Linked DNA regions of Homo sapiens: all the other regions are linked to region 3. Evidence: chromatin contacts called from ENCODE Hi-C or POLR2A ChIA-PET data. All regions are on one chromosome and are shown on one strand. The core of a region is the stretch at or near the end of the contact, and the rest is flanking DNA. Distances in the headings are between cores, read along the strand shown. Region 1 holds the start of TRAPPC3 (trafficking protein particle complex subunit 3). Region 2 holds the start of TAF12-DT (TAF12 divergent transcript). Region 3 holds the start of TMEM39B (transmembrane protein 39B).

The links. Hi-C counts contacts between places; a loop is a spot of excess contacts on that map. ChIA-PET counts read pairs that join two places held with the same protein, here RNA polymerase II (POLR2A). Pooled maps may share reads with other maps.
Region 1: a pooled map shows a loop between it and region 3 (4-fold over the local background). The contact joins the promoter of TRAPPC3 here to the promoter of TMEM39B in region 3. A Hi-C loop is called at or near these places in 1 of 50 pooled maps. POLR2A ChIA-PET finds 5 or more read pairs at or near these places in 2 of 52 experiments (BJ and activated B cell).
Region 2: a pooled map shows a loop between it and region 3 (5-fold over the local background). The contact joins the promoter of TAF12-DT here to the promoter of TMEM39B in region 3. A Hi-C loop is called at or near these places in 5 of 50 pooled maps. POLR2A ChIA-PET finds 5 or more read pairs at or near these places in 2 of 52 experiments (PC-3 and activated CD8-positive, alpha-beta memory T cell).

Annotation. Positions count from the first base shown.
Region 1 is chr1:36,147,994-36,150,816 of GRCh38, reverse strand. TRAPPC3 (trafficking protein particle complex subunit 3) reads left to right here and starts at 1,331. Exons shown (of 5, transcript NM_014408.5): 1 at 1,331-1,480. The coding sequence starts at 1,439. RefSeq lists enhancers at 778-1,437, 1,568-1,647, 1,001-1,661.
Region 2 is chr1:28,641,714-28,644,601 of GRCh38, reverse strand. TAF12-DT (TAF12 divergent transcript) reads right to left here and starts at 1,346. Exons shown (of 2, transcript NR_146730.1): 1 at 839-1,346. It overlaps TAF12 (TATA-box binding protein associated factor 12), which reads left to right and starts at 1,535. Exons shown (of 6, transcript NM_005644.4): 1 at 1,535-1,610.
Region 3 is chr1:32,071,557-32,074,366 of GRCh38, reverse strand. TMEM39B (transmembrane protein 39B) reads right to left here and starts at 1,428. Exons shown (of 9, transcript NM_018056.4): 1 at 1,316-1,428. The coding sequence starts at 1,319. RefSeq lists an enhancer at 1,424-2,029.

The DNA.
Region 1 (2,823 bases), core at 82-2,581, 4.1 Mb before region 3:
CTTTCCTCCCCCAACCCCAACCAACCCTCAAGTTCCTTCCCAGAGCCCTCGGCCCTTGGCTCCCTCCCCTGTGGCATTACACAGGATGGAGAGTGAGGGGTCACTGCCTCTAGGGAGGAAACAGAATGTCTGGGGAAAAGGGTATAATAATGATTGGTCCTGCACCCTGAGGGAGGGACTGGGGGAACCCTGGGCACCAGCTTGCAGCCTCAGCGGCCCCCCAGCCCTCCCTAGCCTGGCTGGCTCGTGTCTGGACAGGCTGGTTGTCATGGTGAGGGCTAGGGGCCAGAATGCAGCTGCTACAGTCAGGCTACCAGGCCTAAGTGAACAGAGAGTGCTCAGGGACCCCCCAGCCCAGCTTCCTCAGAGTTGACCAGCTGAGAGACCGCGGGAGCTGAAACCAAAGAGCTGTGGTCAGGGACTATAGACTTCCCCTTGGTGATGGGTGAGAGTTCAGCCAGCACATTCCCTTCGTGTTTCTGGTGCCTGTTTGTTGGCTTGTTTTTGGAGGGTGGCTGGAAGGGAATACACGTTTCTTTTATGCCTTTTATGCGCCCAAGTGCTGGGCATGCGTGGCTCACCAGTCTTTACAACAACTGAGAGAGATTTAGCAACTTGCCTAAAATGGCAAAGCTGGGATTAGAACTCAGAACTGACGGCCACGACAGTTAGTGATCTTTGTTTTCTGGGAACCAGGCAGTGTAGCTGTTCTAGGGGGAGGGAGGGGGAGAAAGTGACTTGAACTTTACCTAAAAGACTGGATATTCCATCACGAGGCCACAGGTGGTAGAAGGCAGGTGCTGGCATCATTTGGGGTTTGGCAGTCTGAAGAGAAAGACACTAGCGAAATGCTTGGCACATAGTAGGTCATTAAATATTTTTCTAATGAAGAAGCCAATTCTGTGTGAGTCATTGCTAGTTTTCTGGGACATCTTGGGAGCTTCTGGAGCTGAATCGCAACAGCGGAAGACGCTAGCTCGAAAGAGGGACTTTCCAAGACCAACCCCGGCGAGAGAGGAATTTGTGGAGCATCATCTCTGAGCCGGGCGCGGGGGGAGGGGGACAAGGAGGAAGCGTGTGTGTGACCCAGGATTACCGAAGGCTGCGGACGCCACCCAGCGGCCAGGATGCTGCCCAGCGCAAGCTGGGCTCTACCAGGCAGGCGCGCGCGGAGCACTCCGGGAGTTGTAGTTGACTGTGTTAAGAGGCGGTGCTGCCAAAGGGGCTGTTGGGTGTTGTAGTCTGACGTTTGTTGGGCGGGAGTTGCCCACGTCGGCCGGACCACTAGTCCCGTGGTGCCCCGCGGGAGGCCGCGCAGGCGCAGTGAGTCAGTGCCGGTCGGTCTTGTGGGCTGAGGGGCAGCGGCTTAGGCTCCGGCGTCTGCAGGGGTCGCCGAGCTAACCCGTGGCTAGGCGAGTGGGGCGGGGCGGCCGGCACCATGTCGAGGCAGGCGAACCGTGGCACCGAGAGCAAGAAAATGGTAACTTGGAGCGCGTGACCTCGGCGGGCGGGGCGAAATTGAGGCGTACAGGGAAGGGGCCCGGCGCCGAGCGCGAGGTGCGTTTGGAAAAGGGCCTTCCTGTGAGCTCTGGCAAGGGGAAGCCTCTTGCTGGGTCACTCCGGGGGCGTTCCAGGCAGGTGAGGGGACCGTCGGAGAAGTTCCCCGGAGGAGACCCCGCCCCCAAGGCCTGAGTGCAGCTCTGTGCTAAGCCAACAACAACGACGGTAATAAATACCAATAACTGCCACTTAACTTCTCTCTTACTATGTGTTGGGCACCGGGCCACGCACGTTACAGCATCTCAGTTAATCTGCAGAGTAGCCCCTATCAGATGGATAACATTGCCGTTTTACAGCTTGGAGAGCTTACGTAATTTGCCCATATTTACACCTGGGAAGTTAGGATTTGGACCCGTGTTTAACTCCAAAGCTAATGCTAGGAGCTGACTGTTAGGCTTTACTCTTAGGCTACAGTGTCTCGTACTGTGGCGTGGGTATTGTGAGAGATGTTCAGATACTGGTCGTGCCAGAAAGGAACGTTTTATTCAATGGAATAAGAGATGGGCCAGAGTAAGCAGTGAGTGGTGCCCCTCTAATGGAGTGGGTGGCTCCCTTCTTTCCCAGGGAATAGTTTGGACACCATATGGTCCTATAAAGTTGGACTAGGGGCTGGGGCTGCAGACTTAGGTCATTTTTCTTTCGTTCTTCCCTCCCTCCCCCCGCCCCCAGACGAAATCTCTGTCACCCGGGGTGGAGTGCAGTGGCACTAACTTGGCTCACTGCAACCTCTGCCTCCCAGGTTCAAGCAGTTCTTCTGCCTCAGCCTCCCGAGTAGCTGGGATTACAGGTGTCCACCACCACGCCTGGCTGATTTTTGTATTTTTAGTAGAGATGGGGTTTCACCATGTTGGCCAGGCTGGTCTCGAACTCCTGACCTCAGGTGATCCGCCTGTCTCGGCCTCCCAAAGTGCTGGGATTACAGGCGTGAGCCACTGCGCCTGACCAATTTTTGTATTTTTAGTAGAGACGGGGTTTCACCATGTTGGCCAGCCTGGTCTCGAACTCGTGGCCTTAAGTGATCTGCCTGTTCAGGCTCCCAAAGTGCTGGGATTACAGGGGTGAGCCACCACACCCGGCCAAAAGACGAGAATATTTTGTTAGGAAACAATGTCAGGTAAGGGGAAACACATGGACCTTGGTTGGAATTCTGACTTACTTGATTGATCTTCAATTTCTTTATCTATAAAATGGGGATAGTAATGTCTACCTAATATTAAATGGGATGGTGTAAAATGTGAGGGGCATGGTAAATGTTTCTTTCTC
Region 2 (2,888 bases), core at 97-2,596, 3.4 Mb after region 3:
GTTGCAAACTTTCTAAGGACAGAGATCATCCGTCTTAGCCACCAGTTATGTACTCAGCACATAGCAAAAGGCTTGTCACACAATGAGACTCAAACACTTGTCAAATGAACGTATATACATTCAACCTGGGTCTTAAAAAAGATGTATAGGCATTCAACAACAAAAAGTGGTATGCCGGACCCTAAAAAGAATGGAGAGCAGTGGCAAGGAAATAAGGCTAGGAATACAGCTTAGAGCCCAATGTTCATGAGGACTTGAATCTGAGAATTTGGATTGGGTGGCAGTGTAGAGGGTGGACTGGGAACGTGGTAGGATGAGGATTAGGAAGATATAAAGACAGGGCAGGATGCCGCACCAATCTGGGCACCTCTTCCTAATTTCTATGTGGCTCACTCTGGCCTGTCACAGCTCTTTATACAATTTTTGGTGTGTTTGTGGGTTCTTCTCCATCTTACTGTGAACCTTACAGATGCTGGAATTGGGTCTTACTTGCATGCCTAACATTCCAGCATACAGTAAAAAATAACAGCTGTTCTCTTTTTTTTTTTTTTGAGACAGAGTCTCGCTCTGTCGCCCAGGCTGGAGTGCAGTGGCGCGATCTCGGCTCACTGCAACCTCCGCCCCTCCAGGTTTAAGCAGTTCTCTGCGTCAGCCTCCGGAGTAGCTGCGATTACAGGCGCATGCCACCACGCCCGGCTAATTTTTTGTATTTTTAGTAGAGACGGGGTTTCACCATCTTGGCCAGACTGGTCTTGAACTCTTGACCTCGTGATCCACCCTCCTCGGCCTCCCAAAGTGCTGGGATTACAGGCGTGAGCCACATAACAGCAGTTCTCACCAAGCATCTGACAGCCGAAAAACTGAAAGCATTAGAGAATGCTACAGGACAGGCTTTGGCTTAGTAGTGAGTTCTGAGTTCAAGCTGAGGCTCTGCACTTATTAGCTAGAACTTTGCTTAATCTCTCACAGGTCTCCTCTAAATGATTAAATGGCGTAACGGAGGTAAGCGGATTAGCACAATTCCCGGCAAACAGTAAGCACTCAATTGTTACTACTGAATTGCCAGTTCACAGGCACAACCAACCGATCTCTCTCATCTCCTGGTTCCTCTGTTGCCAACTTCCTCGTTGAGGTCCAACAGGATACCTGTGGGGTAATGTGTCCCAGATGATATCCCAGTCCTGACACCAAGACAAAGGCACCAACCAAAAATGGCGACCTCAAAGCCATCCGAGGGCGTCAATTACCCGTCATGCTACCGATAGATAAATAAGCAGCGTCGGGAAGAAAAGCTAGTGAAGGATTCTTAACGCCGGGTTGGAATACGCAGAGCTCGCTCATGCTGCCACTCAACCACAAGCAGTTAAAAGCGCAAGCTGCAGGGTGTACCTACACACAGCTCAATATCGCCACCACGTGTCGGAGGGCAGTCTGCGCCTGCGCAAGCGAGGCGCGCGCCCGCCGGCCGGAAGAGCCGCGCGTTTCCGGGTTGGAGGCGGGGAGCGGTGCCGGAAGTAGTCGGGGAGGGCCGCGCAGTCGGACCGGCTGCTGAGACGAACGCTTCACTGGGGCAGTCTCTGCATATCATGGGGAGATAGACGCTGCTGCCTGTGAGTCTTGGGCCCTGGCAGTTGAGGAACAAGAGCGGGAGGAGGGAGTCAGGACCCAGACCTACAGTGGGTCAGTGTTCGAAGGACCAGGTTGTGGACGAGACGGGGCTGTGAGGATTCAGGCTCTTGGGAAGGGACTGACTGAGAGGATCAGGCTCGGAGAAGACGCGGCTGTGGGGACCCGGGCTCTAAGACGGGACTTAGGGAACGGGGACGGATGCGAGTTCTCCGGCATCTGAGGGAAAGTGGTCTGAGAGGAGCAGGATTATGAGGACCCGCACTCCTACGAGGAAAGGGTCAGAAAGGAACGGGGCGTGAAGACACAGGCTCCGGAGAGGTAAAAGTGGAGCGGTGAGGACTTGGGCTCCTAAGAGGCAGAAGCGGGACAGTGAAGACCCGGGCTCCTAAGGATTCAGAAACGGGGCAGCGAAGACTTAGGTTCCTGAGGGGCAGAAGCAGACAGAGAAAACTTGAGTTTGGAAGGGAACAGAAGCGGGCAGTGAAGACTGGGGCTTCTTTGGGGACGGGATCCGGGCTTTGAGACTCCGAGTTCCTGAGTCTCGGAACAGGGCTGTGAGTACCCAAGCTCCTAAAAGCCTTGGATCTAAGGGACCATGGATATGAGATCAGCCTACAAAGTAAAGGGAAAGGGTTTGGAAAAGATTTAGTGATCCATTTTTTCACAGTATTCCCTGAACCCAGAGAGATAAAGGACGTATTCAGGGGAAGACAACTTCTCCTTCGCACTGCCTACTTGGCTCTTGGCAAGCTTTTCTTGTGTCAGATACTCAATCTAGGAAGCCCATATGCAAACATCTTCATTTTCTGCTTCATTCTTGGGAATCAGATGTGAAGTTGAAAACAGTTGGAACTCAGTTATGTACTTGATAAGTGCTTTAAATCCCATTCCACTCAACCCTGAATGAGCACAGATCTCTGCATCTCAAATAAAAGAATGTCAGTGATGGAAGAGTCCCAAAAGATCATCTTTTAAAAACTCCTATTTTACATTTAAGAAGGCTAAGGTTCAAAGAGGCTTAGGATTACAGTGAGGCAATGGTTAGTTAGATCATAATTTTAATACAGTACCCTTCTGTGCGTAGCAAATGAGATGCTTGGTTAATGTTCCTTAAATGCTTCTAGAATCTTTGCTTTATCTTCAAACTCAGGAGGGAATTTTTTTTTTTTTTTTTTTTTTGAGACAGGTTCTCTCTCTGTCGCCCAGTCTGAAGTGCAGCGGCTCAGTCTTGGCCCCGTGCACCTCCAACCTCCTAGGCT
Region 3 (2,810 bases), core at 179-2,678:
GGCTGGGTCGTGTGCTCTCAACTCTGGTACACATTGGGCCCCATTCAGACATAAGTTTCTGGAGGCCTATAACTCTGGGTAACTTTGGGACAGCTTTTTCATCCAGGGCCCCATGATTCAGCTCAAAGGGCATTCTGGGATCTCATGGGCAGGACCCAGGGCCTAAATAAAGGGTCAAGGATATGGCTGGGAGAATCCTGTGGCTGTGGACTGAAAAATTGGACCTACTAGGCTGAGCAGTCTAGCCCAAGCTCCCACGCACCACTTCGCACAAAAGTTCTGCACAAAGCTCCTAAGCACCTAAAAAAGTCACAACCTGACTGGGTGTGGTGGCTCACGACTGTAATCTCAGCAATTTGTGAGGCCGAGGCGGGAGGATCGCTTGAGACCAGGAGTTGGAGACCAGCCTGGGCAACATGGCGAAACCCGGTCTCTATTAAAAAATATATATACATACATATACATATTTTTAAAAAGTTATAACCTGTTCATACCTCTTCACAGTAACACAGCAGCCTCCATTCACATACACCCCACGCCGTAGCATCTCAGCTCGGAAGCGTTTCCCACACTTCGGAGCCAATTTTGGGCTTGGATGTATGCCCAAAATTATAAACCTCCACAAGTCTCTAAAAAGTACCTGGCGAAGAGCTCTGCCCTCCATAAACCCCCAGACCAGAAGCTCTGTTCATACGCTGTTATACTTGGCTTAGAAAATCCCACACAAACACCCTTAGTCCAGTCCAGAAGCTCTGCCCACACCCACTCTCCTCTCTTTAGAAGCTCTGCACCCACATAAAGCCCCTCAGCCCAGAAGCTCCGCCTACACACAACTGTCAGCCCAGAAACCCCGCCCACAAGCCAATAAAAGCCCTCTCAGCCCAGAAGCCCCACTCCAGAATGGGCTCCCTCAGTCGGAAGTCTCCCCGCTCCACCGCCCCCAGTGTAACCCCTCCAACCCAGAAACGCCGACTGCACTAGCGCCCCCTGCCCAGAATCTCCACCCTTAGCGCTGAAGCCACGCCCACTGGTAAGTCCCGCCCCCCTTTCTAGCCCCGACGAGCTGGTCCTCACGAAAGCCCAAGCCCCCACAGGGCTTCGTCTTAGAAGCCCCGCCCACCGTCCAATGTCCCGCCCCCACAACAGAGGCCCCACCCCGCAAAACGACAGGAGGGGGCGGGATCCCGTCTGCGCTCGCATCCCCTCCCCCTCCCGTCACCGGGCTCCTGTCCGCGTGGAGCAGCAATTAGCAGCCTGGCCATCCTAACCCGTGCGCCCGCTCGTTGCCAGGCCGAGCCTGAGCCGCTCTGCTCACCCATCTCCTCCCCCCGGTGCTCTCCGCTTCGCCGCCGCAGCTCCTGCGGGCAATATGTCGGAGGCGACGGCGGCCGGGAGAGGACTAACCGCCGCAGCCCAGTCCCGGGTATCAGCCGCGCGCTCCCGCCGCGCCGCTACATTTGCATACAAGGCGGGCTGGAAGCTGGCGCGCGCTTCTTAAAGGGGCCGCCCGGACGGAGGCGGTGCCTGCGCGCTCTTTGTCTCTCGGTCCCCCACGCCCTTCCTGCAGCTGCTGGTGAAGAGACTCAAGAGGGAGGGGAACGGAACCCACCTCCTGCTCTTCCCGTGCGTGTCTTCTCTCAGCATCTCCTGGACCGGGGCGGCGGCGACCGGAGGAGGGTGCGGAGCCGCCTCTCCGCTCCCCTAGGGGTGGACCATATCCCTGACCGGTCCGCAGGCACCTCCAGCCCAGCCCCACGTTGCGCTTCATCCTTCTCTTAGGCCTCACTGCGCTTTAGTCCACCCCAGTCAAAATCCAGGAGTCATTTCCTCCCTCCCTCGGCCCCCACATCCGATCTTTGCCTTAGTCTTTGTGAGCCTAAGTCCTAAATATTTCTCACATTTGACGTTACTCACCGTTCTCATTGTCAACACCGTGGTTCAGATCCTGACTGCCATTTCCCAGCCTTGCAATCTTGTTTTTTTATGCTTTACGATGAGGCTGCTGATGGTCACCGTGTAGGTTTCGGTGAGGGTTAAATGAAATAGAGCATGCAGAACTGAGTCTGTTTTAGTATTAGCCATCACGATGTTTGGAGAAGCATTGACTAAATGAGCTACATTTATTGTCATTAGGATTCTTCCCTCACAAGACCTACAAGCAGTTTTAGTCATCTTGTAGCTCCATTGCTTAGCACAGTGCTTGGCACTTAATAGCAGTATTCAATTAATTGAATGAATTAGTAGATATTTCATTAATAGTCATAGAGCTTACAGTCAAGTGGGAGGAGATAGACATGAACAAAATTGGTAAATTCTGTAGTATGTTAGATGGGAATGGTGTGAAGGAAAAACAGGAAAGGGGGATGGGGTTGCAGTTTTAAATAGGGCAGGCAGAGCAGGCTTCAGAGTTGACTTGAGTAAACACATGAAGGAAATGAGTGAGTCAGTGGTGCAGATTTCTGGAGAAAGGGGGCATTTCAGGCAGAGGGAATAGTTAGTGCAAGGTCCCTCAGGCAGGAGGGTGTATTTATTTTATTATTTTGTTTTTTGAGGGGATGGAGTCTCTGTTGCCCAGGCTGGAGAGCAGTGGCTCGATCTCGGCTCACTGCAACCTCCACCTGCTGGGTGCAAGCGATTCTCCTGCCTCAGCCTCCCAACAAGCTGAAATTACAGGCGTGCACCACCATGCCCGGCTAATTTTTGTTTTTGTTTTGTTTTGTTTTTTTGAGACTGGAGTCTCCCTTTCTGTTGCCCAGGCTGGAGTGCAGTGGTACGATCTCGGCTCACTGCAACCTCCGCTTCCCGGGTTC